2 separate regions of the Homo sapiens genome follow, and region 1 is linked to region 2. A link is an interaction called in ENCODE POLR2A ChIA-PET data of the cell type or tissue named here. Cell type or tissue: OCI-LY7. All regions are shown on one strand. Each heading gives the region's core, and the rest is flanking DNA. Links, peaks and the distances in the headings are about the cores only. Region 1 holds the start of LOC105370700 (a long non-coding RNA gene). Region 2 has its middle 39 kb from the start of MIR4539.

Region 1 (16,133 bases), core at 5,152-13,151, 380 kb before region 2:
GCAAACAGACTGGGCATTGGAAAAAGGAGTGCCCGTTACTGCCAAAAGAAAAATCTGAAAACAAAAAGGTTCTCACCCTGGCCGCAACAGAGGAGCCTGATGATTGATGGGGCCAGGGCTCCCTTGCTCTCGGCCCCCAGGAGCCCATGGTAACTGCTACAGTGGGGGGCCAGCCTGTATGTTTCCTAGTAGACACCGGGGCAGAGCACTCCGTACTGGAGACTCCCCTGGGCAGTGTCTCAAATAAAAAAATTGCTGTACAAGGGGTAACTGGAGCTATTCAAGAATATCCTGTCACACACACCTGAGAAGTAAACTTGGGACAGAAAAGAGTGACACACTCTTTCCTAGTAGTTCCAGAGTGTCCTATTCCTCTCCTTGGACGGGACCTACTCCATAAGTTACAGGCCTCAATCTCCTTTTCAGCTCAGCAGGCTCATCTCACACTAGGAAATGCAACTTCCCCCACTGCCCAACTCTTGCTAACTACCCCTCTGTCAGAAGAATACCTTCTGGTTTCACCGTCGTAATCACCGGAGGAGAATACTAATACTCTTTTGTTAGATCTACAGACACTTTTCCCCCAAGTTTCGGCCGAGTCAAACCCTCCCGGACTGGCTAAACACCATCCGCCAGTAGTCATAGAACTCTTGGCCACTGCCATACCGGTCCAGGCAAAGCAATACCCCACAAGTCAGCAGGCTAGAGAGGGGATTAATCCCCACATTCAACGACTGTTACAAGCTGGCATACTTACCCCATGCCAGTCGGCCTGGAACACGCCATTTTTGCCGGTCCAGAAACCTGGAACAAATGATTACTGGCCAGTACAAGACTTAAGGGACGTTAATAAATGGACTGTTGCTGTCCACCCAACCATTCCTAATCCCTATACTCTACTCAGCCTGCTCCCACCAGAACATACAGTATACACTGTCCTTGACCTGAAAGATGCTTTCTTTGCTATCCCTCTGGCCCCCAAAATCCAGCCGATTTTTGCTTTCAAATGGACAGATCCAAGATCAGGAGACACTACCCAACTGACTTGGACTCAGTTACCTCAGGGTTTTAAAAATTCCCCTACCCTTTTTGGAGAGGCTCTTCAGCAAGATCTTATACCCTTCCGAGCCAGTCACCTTAACTGTACTCTTCTCCAATATGTAGATGACATTTTAATAACAACTGAAACTATGGATGGTTGTCTACAACACACAAGAGACCTGCTCTACCTCCTTCAGGAGCTCGGGTATGGAGTCTCAGCCAAAAAGGCCCAGCTTTGTCTTCCCAGAGTGTCCTACCTGGGGTACAAGATAAACAAAGGAAAAAAGGCACTCACTAGTGCCCGGAAAGAAGCCATCCTGCGAATCCCCACTCCCGCCACCAAGAGACAGGTACATGAATTCCTAGGAGCCCTGGGATATTGTCGTCTTTGGATATCGGGGTTTGCAGAGATTACAAAGCCTTTGTATACTGCTACAAAAGGTAATGGCCCACTGATTTGGACAGACACCGAGGAACAGGCTTTTCAGAATCTGAAAAAGGCTTTAACTGCAGCCCAGGCTTTAGCCCTCCCAAATATCTCAAAGCCTTTTCATCTGTTTGTCCATGAGAGCCAGGGAGTTGCTAAGAGAGTGCTTACTCAGACTTTAGGAACTTGGAGAGGCCCAGTGGCTTATTTATCTAAGAAGGTGGATCCTGTGGCCTCAGGATGGCCAAGTTGTTTGCCAGCCATAGTGGCTACAGCAAGCCTAGTCCAAGAAACTGATAAATTAACTCTAGGCCAGAATTTAACCCTTACAGTTCCTCATGCTGTAGAGACTTGACTACGAAGTGCTTCAGGTAAATGGATGTCAAATGCTCGTATTTTACAATATCAGAGTTTACTGTTGGATCAGCCTTGTTTGACTTTCTCTCCCACAAGGTGTTTAAATCCTGCTACTTTACTCCCAGATCCAGATTCTAATACTCCTGTCCATGACTGTCAGGAGCTGTTAGAAGCTACCGAAACTGGCAGGCCAGATCTTCAAGATGTGCTCCTGAGAAAGGCGGACGCCACCGTGTTCACCGACGGCAGCAGTTTTCTCGAACAGGGGATACGCAAAGCTGGTGCAGCTGTTACCACAGAGACAGATGTGTTGTGGGTTCAGGCTTTACCGGCAAGCACCTCAGCACAAAAAGCTGAATTGATTGCCCTTACTCAAGCTCTCCGATGGGTTAAAGATAAACGTATTAACATTTATACTGACAGCAGGTATGCTTTCGCTACTGTGCATGTACATGGAGCCATCTACTAAGAACGCGGGTTGCTCAGGTCAGAAGGAAAAATAATTAAGAACAAAGAGGAAATTTTAGCCCTGCTTGAAGCTGTGTGGCTCCCTCAACAAGTGGCTGTAATCCATTGTAAAGGACATCAAAAAGAAAACACGGCTGTTGCCCGCGGTAACCCAAAAGCGGTTTCAGCAGCTCGGGAAGTGGCGCTGTCTTCAGCTCCGTCCATAAACCTGCTACCGGCAGTTTCTTTTCCACAGCCAGATCTGCCTGACAACCCCGCGTACTCAACAGAAGAAGAAAAACTGGCTGCAAACCTTAGAGCAAATAAAAATCAAAAAGGTTGGTGGATTCTTCCTGACTCTAGAATCTTCGTACCCCCAGCTCTTGGAGAAACTTTAGTCAGTCACCTACATTCTACCACCCATTTGGTGGGACAAAATTAGCTCAGCTCCTCCGGAGCTGTTTTAAGATCCCTCATCTACAAAGCCTAACAGATCAAGCAGTTCTCTGGTGCACAGCCTGCGCCCAGGTAAATGCCAAGCAAGGTCCTAAACCCAGCCCAGGTCACCGTCTCCGAAGAAACTCGCCAGGAGAAAAGTGGGAAATTGACTTTACAGAGGTAAAGCCACACCGGGCTGTGTACAAGTACCTTTTAGTATCAGTAGACACCTTCTCCGGATGGACTGAGGCATTTGCTACCAAGAACGAGACAGCTAACACAGTAGTTAAGTTCTTACTCAATGAAATCATCCCCTGGTACGGGTTGCCTGCTGCCATAGGGTCTGATAATGGACCTGCCTTCACCTCGTCCATAGCTCAATCAGTCAGTAAGGCATTAAACATTCAGTGGAAGCTCCATTGTGCCTATCAACCCCAGAGCTCTGGACAGGTGGAATGCATGAACCATACCCTAAAAAATACTCTTACAAAATTAATTCTAGACACCAGTGAAAATTGGGTAAAACTCCTTCCTTTAGCCCTACTTAGAGTAAGGTGCACCCCTTATCAGGCTGGGTTCTCACCTTTTGAAATTATATATGGGCGGGCACCACCTATCTTGCCTAAGCTAAAAGATGCCCATTTTGCAGAAATATCACAAGCTAATTTATTACAGTACCTGCAGTCTCTCCAACAGGTACAAGAGATCATTCTGCCACTTGTTTGAGAAGCCCATCCCAGTCCAGTTCCTGACCAGATGGGGCCCTGCCATTCATTCCAGCTCAGTGACCTGGTGTTTGTTAAAAAGTTCCAGAGAGAGGGCCTAACTCCTGCTTGGAAGGGACCTCACACCGTCATCCTCACGACGCCAACAGCTCTGAAGGTGGACGGAATTCCTGCTTGGATTCATCACTCCCACATCAAAAAGGCCAACAAAGCCCAAACAGAAACATGGGTCCCCAAGCCTGGATCAGGACCCTTAAAACTACACCTAAGTCGGGTGAAACTGTTAAATTAACTCTTTTTATTTGCTTCTTTTGTTTATCCTTGCCTGTAATGTCTTCTGTGCCTTCCTACTCCTTCCCCCTCACCTCTCTCACAACAGGACGTGTTTTCGCCAATACTACTTGGAAGGCTGGTACCTCCAAGGAAGTCACCTTTGCAGTCGACTTGTGTATACTGTTCCCGGAGCCGGCTGGTACCCACGAAGATCATCGCGACCTGCCAGTCATGGGAGCAGGAGGTGTCGACCTTGCAGCAGGATTTGGACACTCTGGGAGCCAAGCCAGATGTGGAAGCTCCAAAGGTGCTGAAAAAGGACTCCAAAAGGTTGACTTTTACCTCTGTCCTGAAAATCACCCTGATGCTAGCTGTTGAGATACCTACCAGTTCGTCCGCCCGGATTGGGCATGTGTAACTTTAGCCACTTACTCTGGGGGATCAACTAGATCTCCAACTCTGTCAATAAGTCGTGCTTCTCGTCCCAAATCGTGTTCTAAAAATAATTGTAACCCTCTTAACATCATTGTCCATGAACCTAATTCAGCTCAATGGTACTATGGTATGTCATGGGGATTAAGACTTTATGTCCCAGGGTTCGATGTTGGAACTATGTTCACCATCCAAAAGAAAATTTTGGTCCCCTGGAGCCCACCCAAGCCAATCGGACCTTTAACTGATCTAGGTGACCCTATGTTCCAAAATCACCCTGACAAAGTTAATTTAACTGTGCCCCCACCATTCTCAGTTCCTAAGACCCAGCTACAAAGACATCAACTCCAACCCAGTCTGATGTCTATACTTGGTGGAGTACATCATTTTCTTAACCTCAGCCAGCCTACACTAGCCCAAGATTGTTGGCTATGTTTAAAAGCAAAACCCCCATATTATATAGGATTAGGAGTAGAAGTCGCACTTAAAGGTAGTCCTTTATCCTGTCATGCACAACCTCATGCTTTCACATTAGGAGATGTGTCTGGAAGTGCTTCTTGTCTAATTAGTACTGGATATGACTTATCTATTTCTCCTTTTCAGGCTATCTGTAATCAGTCTCTGCTTACTCCCATGAGCATCTCAGTCTCTTACCAAGCACCTAACAATACCTGGTTGGCCTGCACCTCAGGTCTCACTCGCTGCCTTAATGGAACTAAATCAGAACCCCTCTTGTGTGTTCTAGTTCATGTCCTTCCCCAGGTATACGAGTACAGTGGATCAGAAGGACAACTCCTCATTGCTCCCCCGGAATTACATCCCAGGCTACGCAGAGCTGCCCCACTACTGGTTTCTCTTTTAGCCGGTCTTAGCATAGCTGGGTCAGCAGCTATTAGTACAGCTGCCCTAGTTCGAGGAGAAACTGGACTAATGTCTTTGTCCCAACAGGTAGATGCTGATTTAAATAATCTTCAGTCTGCCATAGATATACTACATTCCCAGGTAGAGTCTCTAGCTGAAGTAGTACTTCAAAACTGCCGAGGCTTAGATCTGCTGTTCCTCTCTCAAGGAGGATTATGCACAGCTCTAGGAGAAAGCTGTTGCTTTTACGCCAATCAATCTGGAGTCATAAAAGATACACTCCAAAAAGTTCAAAAAAATCTAGATAGGAGCCAACAAGAACGAGAAAATAACACAGCCTGGTATCAAAGCATGTTCAATTGGAACCCCTGGTTAACTACTTTAATCACTGGTTTAGCTGGACCCATCATCATCATATTATTGAGTTTAATTTTTGGCCCTTGTATATTAAATTGGTTCCTTGATTTTGTAAAACAACGTATAGCGTCTGTCAAACTTATGTATCTAAGAACTCAATATAACCCCCTTGTTGTAACTGAAGAATCAACGACTTGATTCCCCTAAAACACAAGTGGGGAAATGAAATGCCTAACGGTGTTTTTACTTTAACTCGTTACTTTGAATTTTGTCCTGCTTGTCTCTTTAATCACCTAACCTTGCTTCTCATGTAAATAAGACTCTCTCTAGCTAGGAAAGCCAGACAAACTCCAATTGACCCCTTAGTTTACAAGACACTAAGGGCTCCTCACCCAACCCCCTTTCGTGAGGAGTTGGCCTGGGTAAACAGATCCTCAGCATTTCAAAGGAGCCCAATTAACTGATAAGGTACCCACACCAACAATGTATGAAGTTCCCAGGAATTTTCTCCAAGAGATAACAACATGAAACCTTGAGTTTGTGTCCGGCATAGACCCTATATCTAATTATAATAAAAGATTTAGAACCTTGCACCTGGTACCGTTGCTCTTCTTGTAACCATTTGTCTTTTAAGTTGTTTATCACTCTGTAACTATTTTGATTATTTTGATTCTTGCATGTTTTTACTTCTGTAAAATTATTACATTTGAGTCCCTCTCCCCTTCCTAAACCTAGGTATAAAATTTACTCGAGCCCCTTCCTCGTGGCCGAGAGAATTTTGAGCATGAGCTGTCTCTTTGGCAGCCGGCTTAATAAAGGACTCTTAATTCGTCTCAAAGTGTGGCGTTTTCTTAACTCACCTGGGTACAACAGTGCAGCTGGTGGAGTCTGGGGGAGGCTTGGTAGAGCCTGGGGGGTCCCTGAGACTCTCCTGTGCAGCCTCTGGATTCACCTTCAGTAACAGTGACATGAACTGGGTCCGCCAGGCTCCAGGAAAGGGGCTGGAGTGGGTATCGGGTGTTAGTTGGAATGGCAGTAGGACGCACTATGCAGACTCTGTGAAGGGCCGATTCATCATCTCCAGAGACAATTCCAGGAACTTCCTGTATCAGCAAATGAACAGCCTGAGGCCCGAGGACATGGCTGTGTATTACTGTGTGAGAAACACTGTGAGAGGACGGAAGTGTGAGCCCAGACACAAACCTCCTGCAGGAACGTTGGGGGAAATCAGCTGCAGGGGGCGCTCAAGACCCACTCATCAGAGTCAACCCCAGAGCAGGTGCACATGGAGGCTGGGGTTTGTTTCCTGTCAGGATTTGGGACTTCCTCTGCTTCTGACAGTTTCTCTAGGGAAACTCTTTAATTTTAGATTTCTGTGCCCACCAATGTCATCTCTACATTTTTTTAATCATTGTAATATGATAGGAGGACTTATTCTCACATGCACAATATGTATATTGCCACCTACGGGAATGAAAACTCCTCAACCATGGTCACCAGCATCAGAGTCGTGAGGAAGCTCAGGGGTGCCTGGTGAGTCTTCTCCAGTCAGACTCAGGACAGTAACCTCAAGGGGATTCCCTTGTGAGAACTCACACACTTTCATGAGAACAGCACCAGGAGTTGGTTCTAAACCATTCATGAAAGACCCACTCCATGACCCAGTCACCTCCCACCAGGTCACCCCTTCACAATTGAGGATTATAATACAACATGAGATTTGGGGCAGGACACAAATCCAAACCATATCAGATACACATTGTGAAATGCTCATGATGGTCAGGGTAATTTGTATTTCTATCACCTCACAGCGCTACCATTTTATTATTTTTTTAAATTAACTGCATGAGTGAGTGTCTGATGAGAACACCTCAGATATACCCTTTCAGCAACAATCATTTTTATAATACAGTATTAACTATAGGACCATTGCTGTACGTTAGATCTCCAGAACTCATCCAACCTGCACAACTGAAACTGTACAATTTAACAAACATCACCCGATTTCCCTCTCCTCCCAGGTCCTGAGACCCTCTATTCTGCTCTCTACTTTCAAGAGCTTGAATATTTTAGATCCCACATGTAAATGAGATCATGCAGCATTTGTCTTTCTGCATCTGGCTTATTCCACTCAGCATCATGTCCTCCAGGCCCATCCGTGTTGTTGCAAATGTCAGAATTTCCCTCTTTTCAAAGCCAAATAAAATACAGATTTATGTATACACATTTTCTTTATACATTCATCCATTTACAGTCATTAAATTATTTTGCAAATCTACACTATTATTAATAATCTTCAATGAACACGTCTTTGGCAAAGTAATTTTATTTCCTTTGCATATATAATAAGAAATGGGATCACCAGATTATATGATAGCTTTATTTTCAACTTATCGAGTAACCAATCCTACCACAGTGTATTCCCTTTCCCTCACATTCTTGCCAATATTTGTCATCTATTACATTTCTGATAATAACCATATTAACTAGTGTGAGGTGATATCGCATTGTGCTTTTCATTTGAATTCCTCTGATAATTAGGAATGTTGAGAACCTTTTCGTTTTCTGTTTGCCATGCATGTATCTTCTGAAAAAAGTTATCCAGGTTTTTGCACTTTTTTATCAGTTCATTTGTTATTTGCTATTGAGGTATATGGGTTATTTATACATTTAGATAGACCTTCTTGTCGGATACATAATTACACATAGTTTTTCCTGTGCTTTGTTGTTAAATTCAAAGAAATCAGTTCCGAATTAATGGCAGGAATTTTTTTTGCTCCATGTGATTTATGAGTTTATGGCTTCAGGTATTATGTCCAATATTAGCTGATTTTTTTATATGGAGTTAGAGAAGGCCTAATTTTATTTCTTTTGAATATGAATGCCAGTTTTACACCATTATTGAAAAGACTGTCCTTTCTCTACTGTGTGCTCTTGGCACACAAAATCAGGAGAGACATAATGACAAAAGAAAATATCAGATGAATATTCCTGATGAACATAGACCTGAAAGTCCTCAACAAAATACTATCAAATAGAATCCAGAAGCACTTTAAAATGTAATACATCATGGTCAAGTGGGCTTTACCCCTGGGATGCAAGGCTCGTTCAATATCCACAGTAACTGTGATTCACAATGTAAACAGAATAAAAGCAAAAACCATATGATTATGTCAATAGATACTGAGAAAGCCTCTGGTAGGTTCTAACATCCACTCATGATAAAAACCCTCAACAGACTAGACATCAAAGAAACGTACCTCAGAATAATAGCCATCTACAGCAAACCCACAGTCAACACCATACTAAATGAGCCAATTAAAACACTTGTCTTTATAAATTACCCAGTCTGAGGAGTTTCTTTATAGTGTGAGAATTGACTAATACAGCATCCAAATAGGAAAGGAAGTCAATCCGTCCACCTTCAGCGATGATATAATTCTATACCTAGAAAATCCTAAAAAGTCTGCCAAAATAATTCTAGAATAAACAACTTTAGTAAAGTGTCAGGATACAAAATCAATGGACAAAAATTACCAGCATTTCTATAAGCCAACCACATCCAAGCTGAGAGTATAATCAAGAACAAAATCCTATCCAACTTACAGTATCCACAGAGAAAATGAAATGCCTGGGAACACAGATAACAAACAAGGTGAAAGATCACTACGAGGAGAACTATAAAGCACAGCAGAAATAAATAATAAATGATACAAATAAATGGGAAACATTTCATGCTCATGGATTGGAAGAATCAATATTGTAAACATTGTCATAATGCCCAAAGGAATTCACAGATTCAATGCTATTTACATAAAACTATCATCATCATTCTTCACAGAATCAGAAAAAAATCTATTCTAAAATTTATATGGAACCAAAAAAGACCCTGAATAGCAGAAGCAATCCTAAGCAAAAAGAACAATGCCAGAGGCATCATGATACTGACCTTAAACTACACCATAATGTCTTGCTAACAAAAGCAGCTTGGACTGGTACGATAGCAGACCTGCAGAAAAAAAAAAATAGATCAAAATTGAAAACAGAAATAAAGTTGCACACCTGCAACCTTTTGATCTTTGACAAGGCTGACAAAAGCAATTGGAAAAAAAAAATCTCTGTATTCAGTAAATGGTTCTGGGATAACTGGATTCTGGCAGGTATGCAGAATGCAAGAGTGAAGGAGCCTGTGCAGCTTCTACCTAGATTTCAGATGTGTAGAGAGCCCTGCATGCCCAGGAAGAAGCCTGCTGCAGGAGTGGATCCACCACAGAAAGCCTCTACTAGAGCAGTGCCAAAGATGGGGAAAGATGGAGTTGGAGCCCCCATTCAGAGTCCCCACTAGGGCGCTTCATAGTAAAGTTGTGGGAATGTGGCCACAACCCTCAAGACCCTAGAATGGTAGAGCTACAGGCAACTTGCACCCTCAGCCTAGAAAAGCTTCCAGCACTTGACTCTCACTTGTGAAGGCAGCCCCGTGGTCTGTGCCTAGCAAACCTATAGGGATTGGCTGCCTGAGGTTTTGGGGACCCACCCCTTGTTCCAGTGTGCCCTGGTTGAAGTACATAAAGTCAAGAGAGATTATTTTGTAGTGTTAGGATTTAATATCTGCAGTGCTGGGTTTTATATGTGTGTGAGGCCTGTTGGTTGTTCCACTGGCCAATTTATCCCTTTAGGATTGGAATTATTTACCCAATGCCTGCACCATCATTGCACCTTGGAAGTAAACAACTTTCATTTTTAAACTTGCAAGCTCACAGCTGGAGGGACATTGCCTTAAGACTCAGATGAGACTTTGGACATTTTAGTTGGAGGTTGATCAACTTAACATTTTGGGAACTATTGAAAAAAGGTGATTATATTTTGCAGTGTAAGAAGAATATGAGAACTTTGGGTCTGAGAGTGCAATGATATCATTTAGGGGTTTTCCCCTCCAAATGTCATGGTGAAATGTGACCCACAATGTTGGAGGTGGGGCCAACTGGGTGGTTTTGGGTCATGAGGAGATTTTTCAGGACTGGCTTGGCATCCACCCCATGGTAATTAGTGAATTCTTGCTGTATTAGCTACTGTGAGATTTGATTGTTCAAAAAAGTCTGGCAACCCTCCTACCCTCTCATGTCCCCCCTCCTCACCATATGACACAGCCTCCTCCCCCTTTGCCTTCCACCATGACTGTAAGCTTCCTGAGGCCCTCGCAAGAAGCAGATGCTTGTGCCATGCTTCTCACACAGCCTGCAGATCTGTAAGCCAAATAAGCCTCTTGTCTTTGTAAATCACTTGGCCTCAGGTATTAATCTATACCAATGTAAAATAGACTAATACACTGCCCAAAGCAATATACAGAGTCCATGCAATTTATATCAAGTAACTAATATAATTGATTACATATTTTTAAAAATCCTAAAATTCATATAGAACCAAAAAAGGGTCTGAAAAGCAAAAGCAATCTTGAGCAAAAAGAACAAAGCTGGAAGTACCGCATTCCCTGACTTCAAATTACACAACACAAAGATAACAAGAAAGGCAGCGTGGTAATGGTAGAACAAAAATCAAGAGCCCAGACATACAGCCAAATATCTACAACCAACGGTTCTTTGACAAAACTGACAAAAATATACACTGGAGAAACAACCCTCTATTCAATAAGTAGTGCTGGGAGAATTAGATAGCCTTATGCAGAAGAATAAAATGAGACTTCTGTATCATCATAGACACAAATTAACTGTGAATATGGATTCAATGTTTAAATTTATAAACTCATAAAAATTCCTGAAGAAAATCTAAAAAAAATCCTCTAGACATTTGCCTAAGCAAATAAAATATGACTAAGACTGACTTCAAAAGCAAATGCAATGAAAACAAAATTAGACAAACAGGATTAATTGAAACACAGATTGTCTGCATAGCAAAAGAAATAACCAACATGGTGAACAGACAACCTGTGAACAGTAAAAAAAAATTTGCAATCTATTCATCAAAGGGCTAATACATAGAATCTACAAGGAACTCAAATAAGTCAACAAGAAATAACAAATAACTTCATTAAAGAGTGAGCAAAAACCAGACATTTCTCAAAAGAAGACACAGACGTGGCCAAAACAAATAAAACATACTCAGCATCACCAATCATCTGATAAATGTAAATTACAAACAACATGATATAGCATCTTCCACCAGTCACAATGGCTGTTATTACAAATAAAAAACAGCAGGTGTTTGGAGAGAAGCATAGGAAAAATAATGCTTTTTATATGCTTGGTGAAAATATAAATTAGTACAACCTCTATGAAAAACAATACAGAAGTTTCTCAAAGAACTAATATTAGAATTACCGTTTGTCCCAGTAATCCCTCCCAGTGGGTATATTCCTCCCAAAAGGAAATTTTTATATCAGAAAAAGTCACCTGCATTCCTAGTGTCTTTCACAGCAACGTGAATAGAGTTGTAGGACATTAGCCTAAATAAAATAACTCAAAAAGATCTTCTCTTTTATAATTGGAAAGTAAACAATGGGTACACATGTACATACATAAAAAACAAAAGACACTGGGAACTGCAAAAGAGGGCAAGGTGAGAGGAATGTGAGGGTTAAAAAATCACCTACTGGCTCCAATGTTCACTAGTGGGCGATAGTTACACCAGAAGCCCAAACCTCACCTTTATGAAATATATTCATGTTACAAAATTGCACATGTACACCCTGATTCTACTGAAAAAAACAGAAATAAAACATGAACAGAATTGTTAGACTGCTAGCTAGATTTGTCAACAAAGAAAAATGCAAAAGGAGCAATTCTCTGTTTTGGAACCCTTTCTCATTTTCTGGTACAATTAGAAATTGTAGACTAATCCCTATATTCTCTTCTGAAGCCCTAGCATTAGCCATTTCTCAAAGACATGCTGGTTCCTTTTTTTTTTTTTTTTTTTTGAGACAGGGTCCAGACTCACTGCAACTTCCACCTCCTGGGTTCAAGCGATTCTCCTGTCTCAGCCTCCCAAGTAGCTGGGATTACAGGCATGCGCCACTGTGCCTGGCTAATTTTTGTATTTTTAGTAGAGACAGGGTTTCGCTATGTGGGCCAGGCTGGTCCAAACTCCTGACCTCAAAAGATCTGCCCACCTCAGCCTCCTAAAGTGCTGGAATTACAGGTGTTAGCCACTGCACCTGGTCACTGGTTTCTTTTATAGAAGAATAGTATTAAAAACTCAAATCTTGATTCTGGGTGTATTTTTTATTAATGTGCACTCATTTCTTGTAGAAATTCTCAGGTAAAAAATCTAGGAAGTATGTGTTGTGTATTAACCCATATATACACAGACATCTAAACTATTTTTATCTAATATATGTACCTATATTATGCTAAACTTGCAAATAAAATGACATGTCCACCCTAAGTTAATACCACATGGATGTTTATCGCATTCCTTCTATGCCTGACACTAACCTCCCACTCCAACCACAAGGAACCCCATTTCCCCATACGCCGTCCATTCTCTTTGTAGTCCAATTCCAAGATTCCTGTGGAGTGTAACAAGATGTGTAAGTTGTGCTCTTTTGTGGAACATCGTCAATTGGGGTACAATGCTGATGTGAAGTTTCTTTTTTCTTTAATCTTATTGCCTACACCATTTCTGAATCTACTTAGTACCTCTTTTGAATTCATACATTTGTAATGGAATTAGACATTTTCTATGTTATCTGCATTCCATCCTGGAATTCCTAATCACCTATTTTTAAAAAAAATTCTTTTGAAGTAAGATTGTATTAGTCAGGGTTCCCTAGAGGGGCAGAACAAACAGGATATATATACGCACACAGGATACACACACACACACACACACACACACACACACAGAGTTTATTAAGGAGTATTAACTCGTATGATCACAAGGTCCCACAATAGGCCATTTGCAAGCCGAGGAGCATGGAAGCCAGTCCGAGTCCCAAAGCTGAAGAACTTGGAGTCCCATGTTCGAGACAAGGAAGCATCCAGCACGGGAGAAAGATGTAGGCTGGAAGGCTAAGCCAGTCTAATCGTTTCATGTTCTTCTGTTGTTGTTGTTTTTTTTTCCCTCTGGCCACACTGGCAGCTAATGAGATTGTACCACCCAGATTAAGAGTGTGTCTCCCTTTTTGAGCCCACTGGCTCAAAAGTTAATCTCCTTTGGCAACACCCTCACAGACCCACCCGGGATCAATACTTTGCACCCTTCAATCTAATCAAGTTGACACTCAGTATTTAGCATTACAAGTCCACCCCGTCAACTTGAAACCATACACATCTCCTGAGATTATACATAATCTTCAAACAAAGACAATAATAAAGTCATAATTACACCTAATATAATACAACTTTATTCGTTCAACTGGAAATGCACCAATCCCCAATCCAAATGCTATTACATATGGTCCACTCCCTCAAGGACACAGCCAGGATCATCCTATGACTTGGTGTCTAGAAGACTCATGCACTTTTAATTTTACCTCCAATATTAGACTCCACTTTATCACATGCAGACACTGCAGAATATTTTAAGACATCGATGTCTTATGCTGAAAAATTCAACAGTACATAAAATTGCCTTCCCACCACAGCCAGTGGTTACTACTGAATAAGGATCTGCCATCCCCTAGGGAGGTGCTATAGTGGATGGTGTGCACTGTTAGTAGCTATGGAAATTGATCCATTGTGGCAAATGGCAGCATCTTTCTTTTATAACATTAAACCATATTATATTGTATACACATACCACATTGTCTTTATTCATTTGTCTGTATGCTGACCATCAGATAGTTTCCATATCTTCGCTGTTATTAACAGTGTTTCAATAAACATAGGATGCAGATATGTTTACAAGGTGGTAATTTCATCTACTTGGGTATACTCCCAGAAACAGGATTTCTGGTCATATAATATCTCCAGTTTTAATTAATTTAGGACGCTTTATGTTGCTTTCCATAATTGTGGAAATGTAGAATGGTATAGCCATTATGAAAAACAATTTTGGTTTTGAGTTATGATCCATAAACAGCATTTGCTTATGGCTCTCAATGAGAGTTTCTACTAAATATGATGGAAGGCCAGGAAGGATTCTCACCTTAAAGCTTGGATGGATTATGAATTTACCTCTTATTTCCTAAAAGCAAAAGTTTGGAAGCATACATGATGGAGGCTGTTGGCAGGTTTCAGGATGATCTCATAAAAGGAGAATCTGCTGGATAAAAATGTTGGGTTTTCAGTTATAGACACACCTACACTCAATATGAAATGATGAAGTCAACTGAGGATCTAGAACATGTTCACTTGAAGCAACAGCACATTCTCAAAGGAACTTATTGCTCCATCACAAGGGCGATGAACTTCTGAAACCAGTAAAGTGTGAGTGCACAGTAAGTGATAACGTTATCACGTTTACATGAAGTTTGTTTAATGTGCCAAAGGCTGGTACAGATTAATCTTACACAAATATATGAAACATATTTTTCCATACATAGATATCTAGAGGATAATCCTCTTAGCAAAACTTCTTCAGGTTACAGAAATCTGTGTAAGTTGTAGATCTCATGGGGAACTGTCTCTTTATAAATACTGGTCTGTTTTTCAAGTCAGGAAAAATTATCTCTGTTGGAGTAGGCTTCCAATTGTGTAGACTTCTGAATTGCTTCTTGAGTTGTAACAAATGAACCAAAAAATTTGACTAATTGGAGTTTTGTGGCTGTCTTAATAAAAATTTCTTATAAGCTTTCTTTCAATTATTTGAGACCAGTTTTCCTGATTTTATTTTTCTCCAATAGATAAATTTTCACAAGATCTCAGGAAACCACCTCTCTGGCTCTTTAGTTTAAAAGACTAGCTTCTTAGGAAAAGAAGCTTCTTTCTAACATTGAAGAGCTCATTTATTCTGCAAACCATGAAGTTTGAGTCTCATTGTCAAGAATCATGAAAATTTTTACTCCAATATACTGAAAGTCATGACTCTTGAATTCAATATTTATTGGCATTCACAAAAGTGATTCATTCTCAGATGTGTCCTATGTTGCTGGCCCAACATATCAGTGAACTGAGTATCCTCCCTTAGCTCTCTCTGTCTGTAGCACTGAGTCTACAATCTTCAGAGTCATCCATGAAGGGGAGTCCTGAGGTTCATGGGATTCTTGTAAACATTCAGGTCAACAGAAGAAATAAACAGGATTGAGGGCTGCCAGCCATTTCCACGCCATTAGGAATAATTACCATCTAAGTATAAAGGTCTACATCATACAGAATACCCCACAGGATAGGCTGATGCAAAAAATTCCAACCCCACAGAGGCTCCACAGCAACCCTTACAGTTCTTTCAGGGAAGAAATAATCTCCAAGTTAAATGAGTCAGTAAAGCTGCTCTGAGCTACAGGAAAAATTGGATTTGGCCCAGGTTTGTCTGAGTTCAACGTGATTATTATACTCAGCTCCTGCTCCAATCTGGACTGAGTACGGGGAATTTAAATGAGCCTGGCTGTGTGGTTTGTTATATGAAAATCTGAACTATATAAACATAAATGGCATGTCTGGACTAGCATGAGGGTGAGAGATCCTGGGAACTCCACCCCCCATACTCTTATCGCCCTTTCCTCCAGGAACCTCCAGGTTCTCAGGGTGAGAATCCACATAGATCCCTTCATGGCTCTATTTCTAGGAAACCAAATCTCTAATAAATACACCCAGACTTTCTTCAGACACAGAAACCATGGGAAAGGCATCTTTAGATCCTCATCTATGTGGGGAAAGGTA
Region 2 (16,133 bases), core at 3,287-11,286:
CAGCAGAGTAAACAGACAACCCACAGAGTGAGAGAAAATCTTCACAATGTGTACATCTGACAAAGGACTAATATCCAGAATCTACAACAAACTCAAACAAATCAGCAAGAAAAAAACAGACAATCCCATCAAAAAGTGGGGTAAGGACATGAATAGACAATTCTCAAAAGAAGATATGCAAATGGCCAACAAATATATGAAAAAATGCTCAACATCACTAATGATTAGGGAAATGCAAATCAAAACCACAATGCGATACCACCTTACCCCTGCAAGAATGGCCATAATCAAAAAATCAAAAAACATTAGATGTTGGTGTGGATGCAGTGATCAGGGGACACTTCTACACTGCTGGTGGGAATGTAAACTAGTACAGCCGCTATGGAAAACAGTGCAGAGATTCCTTAAAGGACTAAAAGTAGAACTACTATTTGATCCTGCGATCCCACTACTGGGTATCTACCCAGAGGAAAAGACGTCATTCTACGAAAAAGATACTTGCACACTCATGTTTGTAGCAGTACAATTTTCAACTGCAAACTTGTGGAACCAACCCAAATGCCCATCAATCAACAAGTGGATAAAGGAACTGTAGTATGTATATGTGATGGAATACTACTCAGCCACAAAAAGGAATGAATTAATGGCATTCACAGCGACCTGGATGAGGCTGGAGGCTATTATTCTAAGTGAAGTAACTCAGGAATGGAAAACCAAACATCGTATGTTCTCACTGACATGTGAGAGCTAAGATATGAGGATGCAAAGGCATAAGAATGACACAATAGACTTTGGGAACTTGGGGGTAAGGGTGAGAGAGGAAAGAGGGATAAAAGACTACAAATATGGTGCAGCATATGCTGCTCGGGTGATGGGTGCACCAAAATCTCACAAATCACCACTAAAGAACTTATTCATGTAACCAAACACCACCTGTATTCCAATAACCTATGGAAAAATAAACATTAAAAAAATTAAGAAGACTGAAAGAATTAAAAAATTTAAAAAACAGTAAGTAGAAGAGAGGTATGTGAAGAAAGTTATGGGTATGAAGATGTATTTTTGGTACGGAAGGTTAAAAAGAAAAGAGAATTTTTTTAAAAAAGGAAGAATCTTGCGTGATAAATTTTTGTCATAAAGTAAAATGACTGCTTACTTTAAAAAAAGAGGTATCACACACACCAGGGCCTGTTGTGGGGTGGGGAGAGGGGGGAGGGATAGGATTAGGAGATATACGTAATGTAAATGACGAGTTAATGGGTGCAGCACACCAACATGGCACATGTATACATATGTAACAAACCTGCACGTTGTGCACATGTACCCTAGAACTTAGAGTATAATAAATATATATATATATAAAGAAAATTCCACACCTGAAGCCATGTGACAGGCTACAGACAAAACACAGTTAAAACTTTGTTTCATGTACAAAGTTATTTAAAATATTGTACAAAATCACCTTCAGGCTGTCTGTATAAGGTGTACATGAAATACAAATGAATTTTGTGTTTAGACTTGGGTCTATCCAAGATATCTCATTATATATATGCAAATATCCCAAAATCCAAAAAATATAAAATCTGAAACACTTCTGGTCCCAAGCATTTCAGACAGGGGATCGTTAGCCTGTAATGAGAGGGAGTATGGGTCAATTATGACGTTGAAGATTCAAAAAAAATTTTTTTTTAATTTTCAGTCAAGCTCTACCAACTACACTAACTAGAAAACACTCAGGCAGATTGCTTTTTGCTAGGTTAATATGGCATGATTACAACTGTGCATATGAATAACATGTATCAGATTCCTTTTGTTTGGGAATTATTTCATTACAACACTAAACACTGCTTATGTACGCTGGGTCTCTTTTTCAAAGACTACAAATAATGCTTGGTTCTTTGCTTTCAAAATATACCAAACATGAGGTACAAGAATGTACCCATCCATATTTGACCAGGGGTAGAATTAAAAGGTTTGGGTTGAAGAAGATGACATAACATCCCAAGAGGGTTGCATCCCTAGGGGTCATGGGAACAAATGTGGCCAAGTCCCTTTTTAACTGGAAAGGATTTCAGATCCCTGAACAAGACAATTCATCAGTCTTAAGCATAGTAAGTCATCAGCAAATAAGAGAATGATAAACACTAGAAAAATAATCAAATCATTGTCTAAATTCATTATAAAACTATATGAGAAAACTATAAAACTATATGAGAGAGATAAACAGAGACAAGAAGACAAGGATAAAATAAAAAAAGAGGTATCAAACAAAGCAGAACGCCTCAACATGTCATAAAACATCTGAGTAAGTCATAATAAGGTTTGCAAATAATGAATTTACGAAAGGAATTTTGCGTGTGATCAAGATGGCTATAATTAGAAGGGAATTATTTATAAGTCTTTCTAAAGACTGAGGTTTGCTATTAAAAATATGCTAATATAAAACTAAAGATTTAGTTTCCTGTGTTAGAACAACAAAGTTATCTTGAAGTATTGATCTGTTCTTAAAACTACAAGAAGTTTTTATTTTTAATTCTAAAATCTGTTTCTTTAACAGACCATTTCTATTGCTTCCTGGGATCCATTTACTTTCCCTAGTTTCAGGTTGGAAGTCCTCTTCATGTAAAACGAGAATTTCATTTCTTGACATAGTCTTTTCCCCCTAAAGCTTCTCAGTTTTAGATTTCAGAACTTCAACTTCTGTTGTATTTCACAGCACATGATTTATAGATCATGTATATAAATATGGATTTATAGATCATGTATATAAATACAGACTTATCCATCAGTGCCTTCAGCTCTTCCTCCCCATGAGATGGCCTGGGGTGATAGCTCTCTCTTTCAACTTTTTTTTTATCAACTCCTATAACATTTTTTCTCCCATTATAACTCTGTTGTTATGGCTCAATGCTGAAATGTTTATCCTGAAAGTCTAGAAAACAAATGTTCTCTCCAGTATAATTCCAGTATAATTGAATTTTCCCTTGTAACCAGGAAGTTTCTCATGCTGTTGCTTTTTCTATGTGTTCCCCTGCTCAGGTACTAGTTATCTTGTTTACATTTCTCTACTAATGGTTTACACTTATAGCCTTGGACATACTCTTTCTCTGCCTAATTAAACTCAGTGTCTTTTTCATCAGATTTGACTTCCAGTTTATCTACATGGGCTTCCCATGAGGAGACACAATCACACTGCAGGAGGCATTTCTTTAACTTTTGGGTAAGTAGCCTAAAAAAAACAAAGATTTTGTATTTTATTAGGATAATTTTTTGTGTTGTCTTTATGAGGTTTTTGGTTACTTAGGTAACTTGAGCTTTGAAGAAGTTAGGTCCTTTTAATCCATGTAACTTTCCGTATTACTCTTCAAGTCTTTTGATGATCACTGGTTGAATACATGGCTATATTTAATAGTGACCTGAGATTCTGCTTTGATTAGCCATGTTGAACCTTTGACATCTTTGGCAGGCTTCCTCAGGATCAAAATTCTAAAATAAGTCTTTTTTTATCTAGAATTGACTTAGGGATTTTACAGTTAGACCCCTGGAAAGCCTCAAAGAATTTATCTCTCATCCTATAGAGAAAATAAATGATTAGGCTTATTTGGTAAATTATATGGGAAACATTGTCAAATAATAAGTGATATTAGATCTTCTTTCAGTTACATTTGTGGGTATGCTATTGATATGATGTTTCAAAGATTATATAAATTCATATCAGTCTATAACGTTATCAGCCATAATTTTGGTTATGCTACATCTTCTTTAAAGCTATATTTGTATGGAGACGTTACTGATGTGAGTATATTCTAAAGATTATGTGAAATTTATAAAACCCTGATGGTTCTGATGTGATGCTATCAGTCACAGTCATGATTCTGTTTGCTACCTTAAAACACTATAGTAATTTTTAAAAAGTCAATTTCCTTATCAATTGCTGATTATAATGAATTTTTATCAGATGTTTAACCATGGCCATTTTGTTTTTGTGACCCAGAGTTATTGTTTTGATTTTTCTCCAAAAGCATTTGTAATCAGCTATTGTCCAAAATTGCTTTTCATGGAAGAGACTCAAACAGGAACTCTTAAATACGGTTTCCCGATAAAAGATCAATGGACTCAATAAAAAATTTTCAGAACTCTAATAAAGAAACTGAGAAATTCAAAAACCTCCAATCAAGCTCAAGCAGAAAAGCTGACTTCATGATATTGAAGAAGTGATGAGGGGAATATTTTTATGAATTTTATTTGAAGCATCGTTCGTTCTTAAATGTTTTGTTTGCCAGATTTAAGGAAATTTTCTCTCGTAAGTCATCTATAGTTTACAGTAATTTAATACAGTATACTTTTTGTGAACAAAGATGAAAGCAATTATTTTCCCCCCTACGTGACTCCTCCAAAATTTAGAAACTATTCACAAGTGTTCTTATGACGATGTGGCCATTTGTATAAGTCCAGATAAAAACTAGTTGTCTCCTCACTGCAGGATGTAATTGGAAACATCAGGTATATTACTAAGGCTTTGGCTGAAATACCATATTTGAAAAATATACATAGAATGCCTAGTTTCAGCCGGGCGGGGTGGCTCACCCCTGTAATCGCAGCACTTTGGAAGGCCAAGCCAAGCAGATCACCCGAGGTCAGGAGTTCGAGACCAGCCTGGCCAACATGGCAAAACCCCATCTCAATCCCGTCTCTACTAAAAATACAAAAATTAGCCAGGTGTGGTGGCGGGCACCTATAATCCCAGCTGCTCGGGAGACTCAGGCAGGAGACTCTTTTGAACATGGAAGGCAGAGGTTGCAGTGTGCCAAGATCACGCCACTGCACTCCAGCCTCGGCAACAAAGTGAGACTCCGTCTCAAAAAAAGAAAAAAGAATGCCTGGTTTCCAGGGTTCCTTATAATGAGTAAAAATCATCATTTCCTGGCAAGCCCAGAAACCTTAAAACTGTAAGTAAAAGCTAAAGCCTGTCTTGGTTTGGCTTACCAGCATAAAGAGGTATTGAAGTACGAGATTCCTATGTGATCAATGTACAGAGGAAAACTTATGCTTCCAAAGAAAAGCTGTAACACACCTGCTTTTAGATTGTAGCTCTGTGCATTATTTTCAAGTTCTTGTTTTCTACCTATAGACTAGATCCTGAATTCTTCTAGATTCTTCCAATCCAACTTTCTTCCATGGAGAAAAATGAGAACTGCTCTGTTCCTGAAGCCCTATAAGCTGAAGCTAGATAAATGCTAAGAAACAAGTCTCATGCTTGATGTCCGAGCCAGACAGAAAGTTCACCAGACTGCCCAATGCCACGACTAGAGACATTCAAACTGCAAAGCAAGATGAGGAATTTCACATTTTCACTCTGTAGACAGCTTCTCCCAAGTCATGGGAACAAGACTCCATATCATAATGGGACTCTTACCTGTCCTAGGGCCTACAGTTTTTACTTGGCTTCCTATTTTATTTATTCAATTAATTGCCTTGAATCCTGGATTCATTATTTATTCAATTAATTGCCTTTAATCCTAGACATTGCATAATCCTATTATGCAAACTAGGATTGTCATGTTATTACTAATTTTACTTTTTATTTTCCCTTTTTAAACTTTGTATCTGTTACTTGCTGAATTTTTTCAGAAGTACAACTTCTAACAGAATATTGCTAGCCCAGCACTTTGAGATAATAGCAAAAGACCACACCACAGACAAAATTGAACTTAATCATTTACTCCAGGTAGACTTAGCCTGAAAGCCACTGTCTTCAAACCTCCTTTGTTACTCAAATGTGGCTAAAAGGATTTTGACACTGACTCCTAGACATCAATCACTCCTTCAAACATGTGACCAGACCAGACACCTGGGACAGGCCCATCCAAATACTGAGGGACATCAGAACCTACCACAGCATGGTCCATCAGTGAGGCTTCCAGAGAAAGACCTTGACCAAAGGGAGAAAATATGATGAAAGTCGTCAGAATCAAAATGGAGTCCCTTGTGTTAAAAAACAAACAAACAAACGAAACTCTGACATATAAAGCCAGAGAAGGCTGAGAAGCATTCTCATGCATAAACACCTACTAGCAAAAACTATCACAAAAGACTATAAAAAACACAGCCTCGCACAAAGGCCATTGCAACCTTACACAAAAAAATACTTCTGCGAGGACAGCTGCCCAGCAACTGCCTGTGCGCCTCATACTGGCATCACCCTTGTTATTGATCCTTGTAGCCAAAGATTATTTCAAAACGATCATGTAATCGTCCTCATTTTTCCTTTAAAAACCTTTGTCGTCTTTTACCTCCCTGAATATGCACATAGTTTATGATGGTATGTGTGCTCCCACTGCAGTGCTTGGGGACCAAGCTCCCTCCACACCTCACTGTTCCCAAATAAATATTTTCTGTTAGAGCCTCTCTCTGTTCATTATTTAGCTCGACAGGTATTTGGTACAGCAGCCAAAACAGGCCAAGACATTGCCCGGAATCTTCCAGCAGTAGACTGGGGGCCCGGATTTGACCCTGGTCAGTTGGACACGGGCTTCTCTCACTCCACCAGATGAGGAACAAATAGTGAGGTGTGGCGGGAGCTTGGTCCCCAAACAGCTCCTCCGGCCATTTGCCCTCCCCACCCACGGACCAGAGACAGGACGAGGGTGAGCCCCGGTGTCAGCCATGTGCCCCAACCCCGGTGCCTCATTTGCTCCTAGGATGCGTCCTGTAGGTCATCTTCTTGCAGCTGTCCCGCTCAGTCTCCCCTCAACCCCTGCTCATGCTCTTGGTGAGCTTATCAATATTATGGTTTCCAATAGCTTCTGTTCATAGTTTCAACTCATATCTGTCCCTAAGTGTGGACTTTTATTCCACGCGTTGGCACTGGCAGTCAGCTATGTGCCTCCTACTCAAGGCATCTGAAACTGCAGGTGGGTAGTCGGCTAAGTCAGGCCCCAAAAGTGTCTTCATCCAGATTCCCAGAACTGTGACTCTGAGATCTTACATGGCAAAAGGGACTTTGCAGATGAGATTAAGCCAATGATCTTGAGATGAGGAGAGGGGCCTGGATTACTTGGGTGGCTCCGAATGTGGGCACAGGTGTCACAGGAGGGAGGCAGAGGGAGACGTGAGAAGGAGAAGGTGCCATGACTCCGAAGCCAGAGGCTCCTGCTGATCCTCCGGCCCCACCCCCACCCCACGGACCATGTGGTCTTTTTAAAACATGAATCTATCAGGACGGCCCATTCAAACCCACAGAGAGGTTCCCACTGCACCAAGAACAAAGTCAGAACTCTCAGGCCTGACCCACTGCCCTCGGCCACCCTGGAGCCCCAGTGCCCCCAGACCCGGTCCTGGCCTCAGAGTGTAACAGGCTCACTCCCACCACCCATCTGCATGGCAGGCGCCTTGCCATCGCCTCCCCTCTGAGAGCACAGACAGCCACAGCTGGCCTCCGGGTGAAAGGATGGATGAACAGTCAGGCCGGGCGAGTGCTCTCAGAGCCTGCTGGCCAACGGAGGCAGCCGCTCAGGCCTCTGCCTGAGCCATGTGCGATCACAGCTGCCGCCCAGCTGTCCCAAGGAGGCAGCTCTTGGCTTTTCCCCTGGGAGTCGAATTCGCAGGGAGTCCCATCCACAGGCCCCTGGGAGGCGGGAAGACATCTCGGTCTCCAAAGCCAGTAACCTGTGATTCCCCTGAGGATGGTGGGAACCTGGTGTGGGGCAGATGATCTGTATTTGAGCTTTGTTTCTCTCTAGCAATTATACCTAGGAAATACCCTAAAATGCACGACGCAATGCACATTGACCCCAGCAAACTCCCCACCCTGCGCCTGTTTCTAGTGCCGGGGCTGCTCCAGCACAGCCTGTGCACTTGACCGAATGTCTACAGCCCTGGCCCTCAGCCACACTGTGTTGTTTTCATGCACCTTCACCCAACAGAATTGCTCCAACAGAGTGATTCAGGGGGCTGCCCTCCAGCACCACTTCCCCTTTCCATGTTACGTAAATGTCCGTTGAGTCCTGACTGACTACAGAAATCTGTCTTCTGGGGGCATGTGATGCCCCAGGTGGCCCAGGGCCCCGCACAGGAATGTGTTTACAGCTTTCCCGGCACTGAAGCCACAGTCGTAACTCAGCCTCCTGACATGGGCCAGGGCCCTCGCCTCCGCACGCTCTGCAGCTCACCCGTGTCGCCACAGCCTGCTGGGCCTGGACGCCACCCTCTAAGGTGGCACTCGGGGCAGAAACATCTGTTTCCAGCTGGTAACAAACAGGACATGTCTGCCTCCCACACCTAAATCAATGCTTGACAAGCCTGGCCTGATCTCGGGGCGCTCACCACCAGCCACCTGCCTGGGCCCAGCCGACCTCCTCTCCCTTGGTATTTTGAGGGAAGGGTCTGAGCCCTTTCTGCCCCCCTAGACTTGTGGACAGAGGCCCCCCAAGACCTGGACAGAAATCAGGCCATAGTCTCCAGCCCCAAAGAGACTTCCAGAGGCCTGCACCTCTCCTCTCCAGCCGAGGCCCTGATGTCTGCGGCTGTGGCCATAGCCGGCTCTATACCTGCCAAGTTTATTCTAGAAAACATTGGTTTGGACAAGACCTCAAAACGGAATTGGGAAAATGAAAGAGAAAAGAGAAAGGATTTCTGCTCTCATTGTAAGGACAAAAAGCAAATTGAAGACCAGCACTGATACAGATCAATAATCACACCAGAAAAAAATATGGCAAAATATCTATATTCTCTTAAGGTGAATAAGTGTTCTCTCAGAATGAGGCTAAGGCCAGGAACAGTGAAAAGTAAGACTGATAAATTTGCCCACAAGGAAAAAAATAAAGTCTCTATAAGGACAAAGCCACCAAAAACAAAGTAAGCACCCCAGGAAAGAAAGTGACCAAAGTATCTAACATGAAAGAGAGCCTGTATTCGCATGAGCTCCCGAGAAACAGAACCCATAGATGTGGATGTGGATATCGACAGAAATAGGTATCAACATAGACACAGGCTATGGCCACAGGTATGGATAGAGGGAGAGATGCGAGAGAGAGATTTTAAGGAATTGGCTCACACAGTTGTGGAGACGAATGTCCAAAATCTGCAGGGCAAACCAGCAGGCTGGTGACCCAGAGAAGAGCTGAGGCTGCTGCTCCCGTCCAAAGTTCAGCCTGCTGGCAGAATTCTGTCCTCCTTGGGGACTGCCGTCTGTTTTCTCTTAAGGCCTCCAACTGCCTGGATGAGGCCCACCCACATTATGGATGATGATCTGCCTTACTCAAAGTCCACAGGTTGAAATGTTAATAACATCTAAAAATCACCTGCACTATCTAGACTGGTGTTTGGCCAAATATCTGGGTAGTATGGCCTGCCCAAGTTAACACCTAAAATTAACTATCAGAGTCCAAGTAAGTGAATGTAAAAAACAAACAAACAAACAAACAAAAACATGATGAATGAGACAAGCTCGACCTTGAAGAAGTTTTCAGTGGAACGTGGGGAAGAGGAGTTCTCTTTAGCCAGCTGCAGACACAAATAGCCAATAGAACACATGGAGAGTGTTAGAAGTCACAAATCGTCAATGGAAAGCAACTTACAATGTGATGTTCATTGAACATCTACTGTGTGCCAGGCCAAGGGCTAAGGTGGACACGTGCAGTGTGTCTGCACTGCGGCACTAAGGTCCTGGTGGGGAATGGATAATACAATTAAAAACAAATCACAAAGAAACCAGAAGAGGAAAAAAAGCAATTAAAAACAAATAAATGCTCCATAAAGGACAACAGCGCCAGCTGAGGGTGTGGCCATCAATGCCAGGCATCCAGAATATGTCCTTGGGGACATGGACCACTGGGAGGTGCATCCCAGGCAAAAGGAGCAGGAGGGGAAGGGTCCAGGCCAGAAACATGCTTGCCAAGTTCAAGAGCGGTGGGAAGGCCAGTGGGCTTGGGAAGGAGTGGGCTGGAAGGACAGGCCAGAGGCCAGACTGCATGGGGCCAGACTGGCCCTGATTCCAGCCTTGGACTTCACTCTGTGGTGATAGGAGACCCTCAGAGGGACTTGGGGAGGGGTTGTGTGTTTTCCTGGGAGCCACAGAAAAGTGAGTGACACTGGGCTGAGGAAGGAAGTCACAGGACCCACCAGTGTCTGCGCAGGAGTCCCAGTGGAAGAGCAGAAAAAATCCAGGAGAAGATACAAAAGTATTCAAAAGTAATTCAAAATAGCAAAAATCCAAAATATTCAATAATTTAAATGGTATTACTTAAAATAGTATTATAAATAATAAAAATATATTATTAAAAATAATAGATTACTGGCTTTAATACCAATGTACAGAAATCCGTTTTATTTCTATAGACCAGCAACAAACGGAAAATGTGATTCTTATAAAGATGCCAGATGTCTGCTTCTATTAAGGGCATACAGGGAACTCGGACCAGTTAGCAAATCTGAAAGAAGTATTTTAAAAATCTGTTTGAAGGTAATGGAGAGATACCAGAGTGGTGAATAATAGCCACCAAAGTAGCTGCCATTTGCAGTCACTTCCCCCTGAGCCCCTCCCCAAAAGCATTTGCTGATTCTGGGATAGTCAGTGAGAAGCTGAGCAGAAATCCTGACAATCTTAGAGCTAGGGAGAAAAACTCAGAGGCCAGGACTCACCAGGAGAAAGGCGCTTGGGAAGTACATGCACTTTGGATTAGAAACCCATGGACTTTCCTTATAGGAGCAAAGGTGAAGGAAATCATCCCTCACAGGAACTGCAACCAGATGCACTTTATTCAGGTCCTTAGAAAAGCTCAACCTCTACCACTGGGTTAAGTTGATCTCAGATTTTGAATTCCACCAGGAACCAGCCAGAAGCATATGAAAACCGTCTCTGGAAAATTATAACGTCATTTTAGGTTCAGTTGCTCAACCCAATACTTCTGAATACAGTATCCAGCACACAATCACAAAGAACCACACATACAAGTAGACGAAGCAACATGAGTAAGAACAGCAAAAACGGAAGATCAACAGGGACTCCAGACCTCAGCTATGGGAATTAGCACATGAAGACTTTCTTAATACTTTTTATTTCAATAGCTTTTGGGATACAAGTAGTTTTTGGTTACACGGATGAATTCTATAGTGGTTAATTCTGAGATTTTAGGGCACCCATCATCCAAGTAGTGTACACTGTACCCAATATGTAGTTTTTTATCCCTCACCTCCCCCACCCACTTGTAATCCCAGTGCTTTGAGATGCCAGGAGGTTTGGGACCAGCCTGGGCAACATGGCAAGACCCTATCTCTACAAAAAATGTTTAATAATTACCTGGGCATAGTGGTACTTGTCTGTAGCCCCCACTATCTGAGAGGTTAGGTGGGATAATCACTTGAGCCAGAAGTTTGGGGCTACAGGGAGCTGTGATTGAATCACTGCACTCCAGCTTGGGTGACAGAGTGAGGCCCCATCTCTGAAAAAAAATAAAAATAAGTAAAATTTTAAAACTGATAAAATAACAGTGCTACTAGGTTTGAAGAGTTTAAACACAATCTGAAAATTTCATCATAAATTGAAAACTATAAAACACACATAGCAGATCTTTTTTAATTCAGAATTTTAGAACAGAAGTATACAATGAAGAGCTCAAATGATGGGTTTAAGAGCAGACTTAACACAGCTGAAGAAAGAATTAGTGAATCAGAAGTTGGATCAGAAGAAAATATCTAGAATGAAGGATAGACAAAAACACAGCATGGAACTGGAGGGTTAAAAGAAGAGAGTATCCACCGATAAGGTCTAACATATAGGTAGTTAGAGTCCCAGAAGGAGAAGTGAGAAGGAAGAGAAGAAACATTTTTAAAGAGGCAATTGCAGAAATCTTCCCAAACTTAAGGAAATATCCTACCCCATCATTCATATGGAATAAAATACGTAGAAAATCTCATCTATGCCAGGCGTGGTGGCTCATGCCTGCAATCTCAGCAACTTTGGGAGGCTGAGGCAGGCAGATCACTTGAGGCCAGGAGCTTCAGACCAACCTGGCCAACATGGTGAAACCCTGTCTCTAGTAAAAATACAAAAATTAGCTGGGTGTGGTAGTACTCATCTGTAATTCCAGCTGCTTGGGAAGCTGAGGCAGGAGAATCTCTTGAACCCGGGAGGTGGAGGTTGCAGTGAGCCAAGATTGCACCACTGCACTCCAGCCTGGGTGACAGAGCAAGACTCTGAAGAAAATAAAATAAAATAAAACCACATCTATCCATAACATTATAAAACTCCTGAAGACTAAAAAAAAAAAGAGGCTATCTTAAGAGTAGCCAAGGTCGGGGAAGCTCACAATACCTTTAAAGGAGGACCAGTGAGGCTGGCAGCTAATGTCGTAACAGAAACAAGAACAGAATGAGATGCTGTCTTAGGCTGGCAGCTAATGTCGTAACAGAAACAAGAACAGAATGAGATGCTGTCTTTACAGTGCTAAAAGAAATACCTGCTAAGCCAGGGAAACTATCTTTGGAAAATAAAGATGACTTTTCTTTTTCTCTTCTTTTCAATTTTCATTCCCTAGGGCTATCCTAACAAGGACCGTAAAGAACAGAAGTGTATTCTTGCACAGCTCTGGAAGCTGGAAGTCTAAACTCAAGGTGTCAGGAGGGCTGGGCTCTCTCTAAAGCCTCTAGGGTAGGATGCTTCTTGCCCCTTCTAGCTTCTTTTTTTTTTTTTATTTCTAAAACGACTTTATTGCTAAGAACCATGATTATTACTTAAAATAGATTTTTCAGTTACTGATATAAAATATGTTCCTTTTGAGAACAAATGGACACATAGAGGGGAATGACACACACTGGGGCCTATTGGAGGGTGGAGGCCGGGAGGAGGGAGAGGGTCAGGAAAAATAACTAAGGGGCACTAGGCTTAATACCTGGGTGATGAAATCATCTGTACGACAGATCCCCATGGCACACGTTTACCTGCGTAACAAACCTGCACGTGTACCCCTGAACTCAAAATAAAAGGTTTTTTAAAAAATGTTCTTTGTGCTTCTAAAAATGTCTAAATAATCCTATATGCATTTTTCTTATTTGCCTCTTATGCGTAGCTTACAGATTTAAAAGTACAATGTTGCTTGTTTTGTATTCATCTTGGTGGATCTAATAATTTACAAATAGGACATAGGCATGCTGATACAGTCAGCAGTTAATTCCTCCTTCTGACAGTGGGGTTTGGACATACAACCAGCAATGCGTGCAGGTGGAGAGACATAGAGGATCTTTTTTTTTTTTTTTTTTTGAGATGGAATTTTGCTCTTGTTGCCTAGGCTGGAGTGCAATGGTTCGATCTCGGTTCACTGCAACCTCCGTCTCCTGGGTTCAAGCAATTCTCCTGCCTCAGCCTCCTGAGTAGCTGGGATTACAGGCATGCGCCACCACGCCCAGCTAATTTTGTATTTTTAGTAGAGATGGGGTTTCACCATGATGGTCAGGCTGGTCTCCAACTCCCAATCTCAGGTGATCCACCCGCCTCGGCCTCCCAAAGTGCTGGGATTACAGGCGTGAGCCACCACGCCCTGTACGAAGTTTTAGGTCATCTGTGATTCACAAACGACCGGCTTCGAGAAGCTCTGGAACGTGCCAAACAAGGCACTGTGGAGTAGTTTGGCTCCATGTGACCTAAGAGAGGAAAATCTGTTGTCTTTGGGAACATTACACAATTCAGGTAAGATATGTGCATATTCTCAAGGGAAATTTAAGGTGCTCATACTCAATAAATAAACACAAGAGCAGCGTTACAGATAATATTCAAAGAGACAGAGGCTTCTTCATACCTGATGTGGTGGGAAGACCACTGGATGACTGGACACTGAGATACGTGGTTGACAGTCTCGTCTCTGAAACACATGATTTGAGTTTTGAGCTTAGACAAACTTGTTTTTCTCCAGCATCAGTTTTTTCATCAGTAAACAATAATAATAATACTGTGTTTATGCCAACATCATTAGGAAGATCACTTTAAATGGTGTATATAAAAGGATCCATCAACTTTAAAGCCAGTACCCAATATACACTCATAGATATCAGCGTATTACAGAAAAATAGTATTTATTTTGTGGTCAAGCATATCTGGATTCTAATCCCAATTCTACTAATTGCTCCCTTATCTTTTGTGTCCCGTGATCATCAATGTTTTTATCATTAGAATCTTGATAATATCTAGCTCACCATGTTTTTCTGGAAATTATATGAGATAACATATGCAAAGGACTTAGTGCAGCACCAGATGTGACTCTTCCAGCTCCTGTGGTTGCCGACTGCCCTGGGTGTTCCCGGGCCTGCAGACGCATCGCTCCAGCCTCTGCCTCTGTCTTCATGCAGTGTTCTCCCTGTATCTGTGTCTAAATGTTTCTCTTCTTATAATGGCACTGGCCATAGTGGATCTAGGACCCACTCTACTGTAGAGTGGCCTCATGTTATCGTGATTATATCTGCCAAGTCCCTCTTTCCAAATAAGGCCACATTCTCAAGTTCTTGGTGGACATAAATTTGGGGGTGACTCTATTCAACCCAGTATACTTTCTCTTCCTGAGAAGAGCAGTTTGGACTCAAAGCTGTTCGGTGGGCAGATCAAGGGTTGGGGGGTGTCTGCATGGTGGGGGTAGGAGGAGAGATGCAGGGGCCCAGAGCGGGAAGCCAGTGTGGAGTCCAGGCTCGGAGCACCCACATGAGCAGAGGTGGGCAGCCTGATATAGAAAGTCAGATCTTAAGTGGGGTGAGAAGGGTTCCAGATGGGGAGGAGTGCACACTAGAATGGAGGGGGAGCCAGAATGGCAGAGGGGAAGGGAGTACTGGCAGAGAGGGCAGGTTGGTCACACAAGGGGATTGGTCAAGTAAGTAAATACACCGAAAAGAATAGAAAAGAGAGAAGGCAGTTCCAAATACCAAAAGGGAGTGATATGGTTTGGATCTGTGTCCCCACCCAAATCTCATGTCGAATTGGGTTTCAATCTGTGTCCCCACCCAAATCTCATGTCGAATTGGGTTTGGATCTGTGTCCCCACCCAAATCTCATGTCGAATTGTAATCCCCGGTGTTGGAGGTGGGGCCTGGTGGGAGGTGGTTGGATCACGGGGGTGGGTTCTCATGAATGGTTTAGCACCATCCCCCTAGTGCTGTTTTCCTTATAGAGTCCTCCCGAGATCTGGCTGTTTAAAAGCACGTGGCACCTCCCTGGTCTCCTTTTCTCCTGCTCTGGGAATGTAAGACATGCCTGCTTCCCTTCACCTTCACCTTCCACCATGATTTTAAGTTCCTGAGGCCTCCCCAGAAGCCAAGCAGAAGCCACTATGCTTCCCGGACAGCCTGCAGAACCGTGAGTCAATTAAACCTCTTTTCCTTATAAATTACCCAGCCTCAGGTATTTCTTTATAGCAGTTCAAGAACAGACTACAGGGAGAAACTGGAATGAATCCTATGGTACTGGATTGGAATTTGATCCGTAAGTTTGAATTCATGGTTTCTAACATAAATAGCCATTATATAGGAGTTGTCCTGATTTGTAGAAAACACACTAAAATATTCATGAAGGAGGAGGTGTCAGGTCAAAAAAATACTCTCTTGAATGATTCAGATAAAAATTGTTTGTACTTTTCTTGCAACTTCCAATTTTTGGCTGAAGCTAAAGAAATATTTTCAGACAAAACAGAATATTTGTTGCCAGAAGACACACATTAAAGGAACTGCTTAAAGATAGGTTTAAGAAAGAAGGAAAATGATCCCAGAGGAAGCCTCAGAGATGAAAAAAAGAATTTAAGAGTGTAAAGTACACAGGTGAGTACATTTTAAGAGTTATTAACTAATAACAATGATGATGTGATGGATAGTGAGGATAGAAAATTAAAACAATTCAGATGCATAGCAATAACATATAAGTAATGAAGGGCTAATAACACTGCATCATCATATCTGAAAAGAAGATCAAAGAATTAGTGACAAATTTCTTGATAAATTTAACTAATAGAAAAAAATGCAACTGTAAGAAAGTCCATCCAAAGGGAAGCAAGGAAAAAGGGATAAAAGAAGACCAACAAGGACAGCATTATCTCACTTATTTGTGGAATCTTAAAAGAGTTGAGCTCATAAAAGTAGATATTAGAATGGTGGTTACCAGA

The links. Peaks named below come from ENCODE experiments on the same cell type or tissue, not always from the same donor. Only the 100,000 strongest peaks of a DNase experiment are listed, where the experiment ranks them.
Region 1: POLR2A ChIA-PET joins it to region 2 with 15 read pairs; 1 of 35 experiments calls an interaction of 5 or more read pairs at or near these places.

The regions. Positions count from the first base shown.
Region 1 is chr14:106,187,088-106,203,220 of GRCh38, reverse strand. LOC105370700 (a long non-coding RNA gene) reads right to left here and starts at 9,394. Exons shown (of 4, transcript XR_007064369.1): 1 at 9,308-9,394; 2 at 758-6,461. It also overlaps IGH and the pseudogene IGHV3-19. RefSeq lists an enhancer at 1,687-2,886. In OCI-LY7, for the core only: CTCF peaks have their summits at 6,564 (motif pointing right) and 11,905; DNase peaks (open chromatin) are centred at 6,560, 7,030, 7,410, 9,890 and 3 weaker places; H3K4me3 peaks cover 6,566 bases; H3K27ac peaks cover 7,555 bases.
Region 2 is chr14:105,810,147-105,826,279 of GRCh38, reverse strand. It overlaps IGH. Among named protein-coding and RNA genes, the nearest start is that of MIR4539, 39 kb to the left of the region's middle. RefSeq lists an enhancer at 7,446-8,654. In OCI-LY7, for the core only: CTCF peaks have their summits at 9,472 and 9,834; DNase peaks (open chromatin) are centred at 6,969, 7,529, 8,079, 9,029 and 2 weaker places; H3K4me3 peaks cover 2,676 bases; H3K27ac peaks cover 6,065 bases.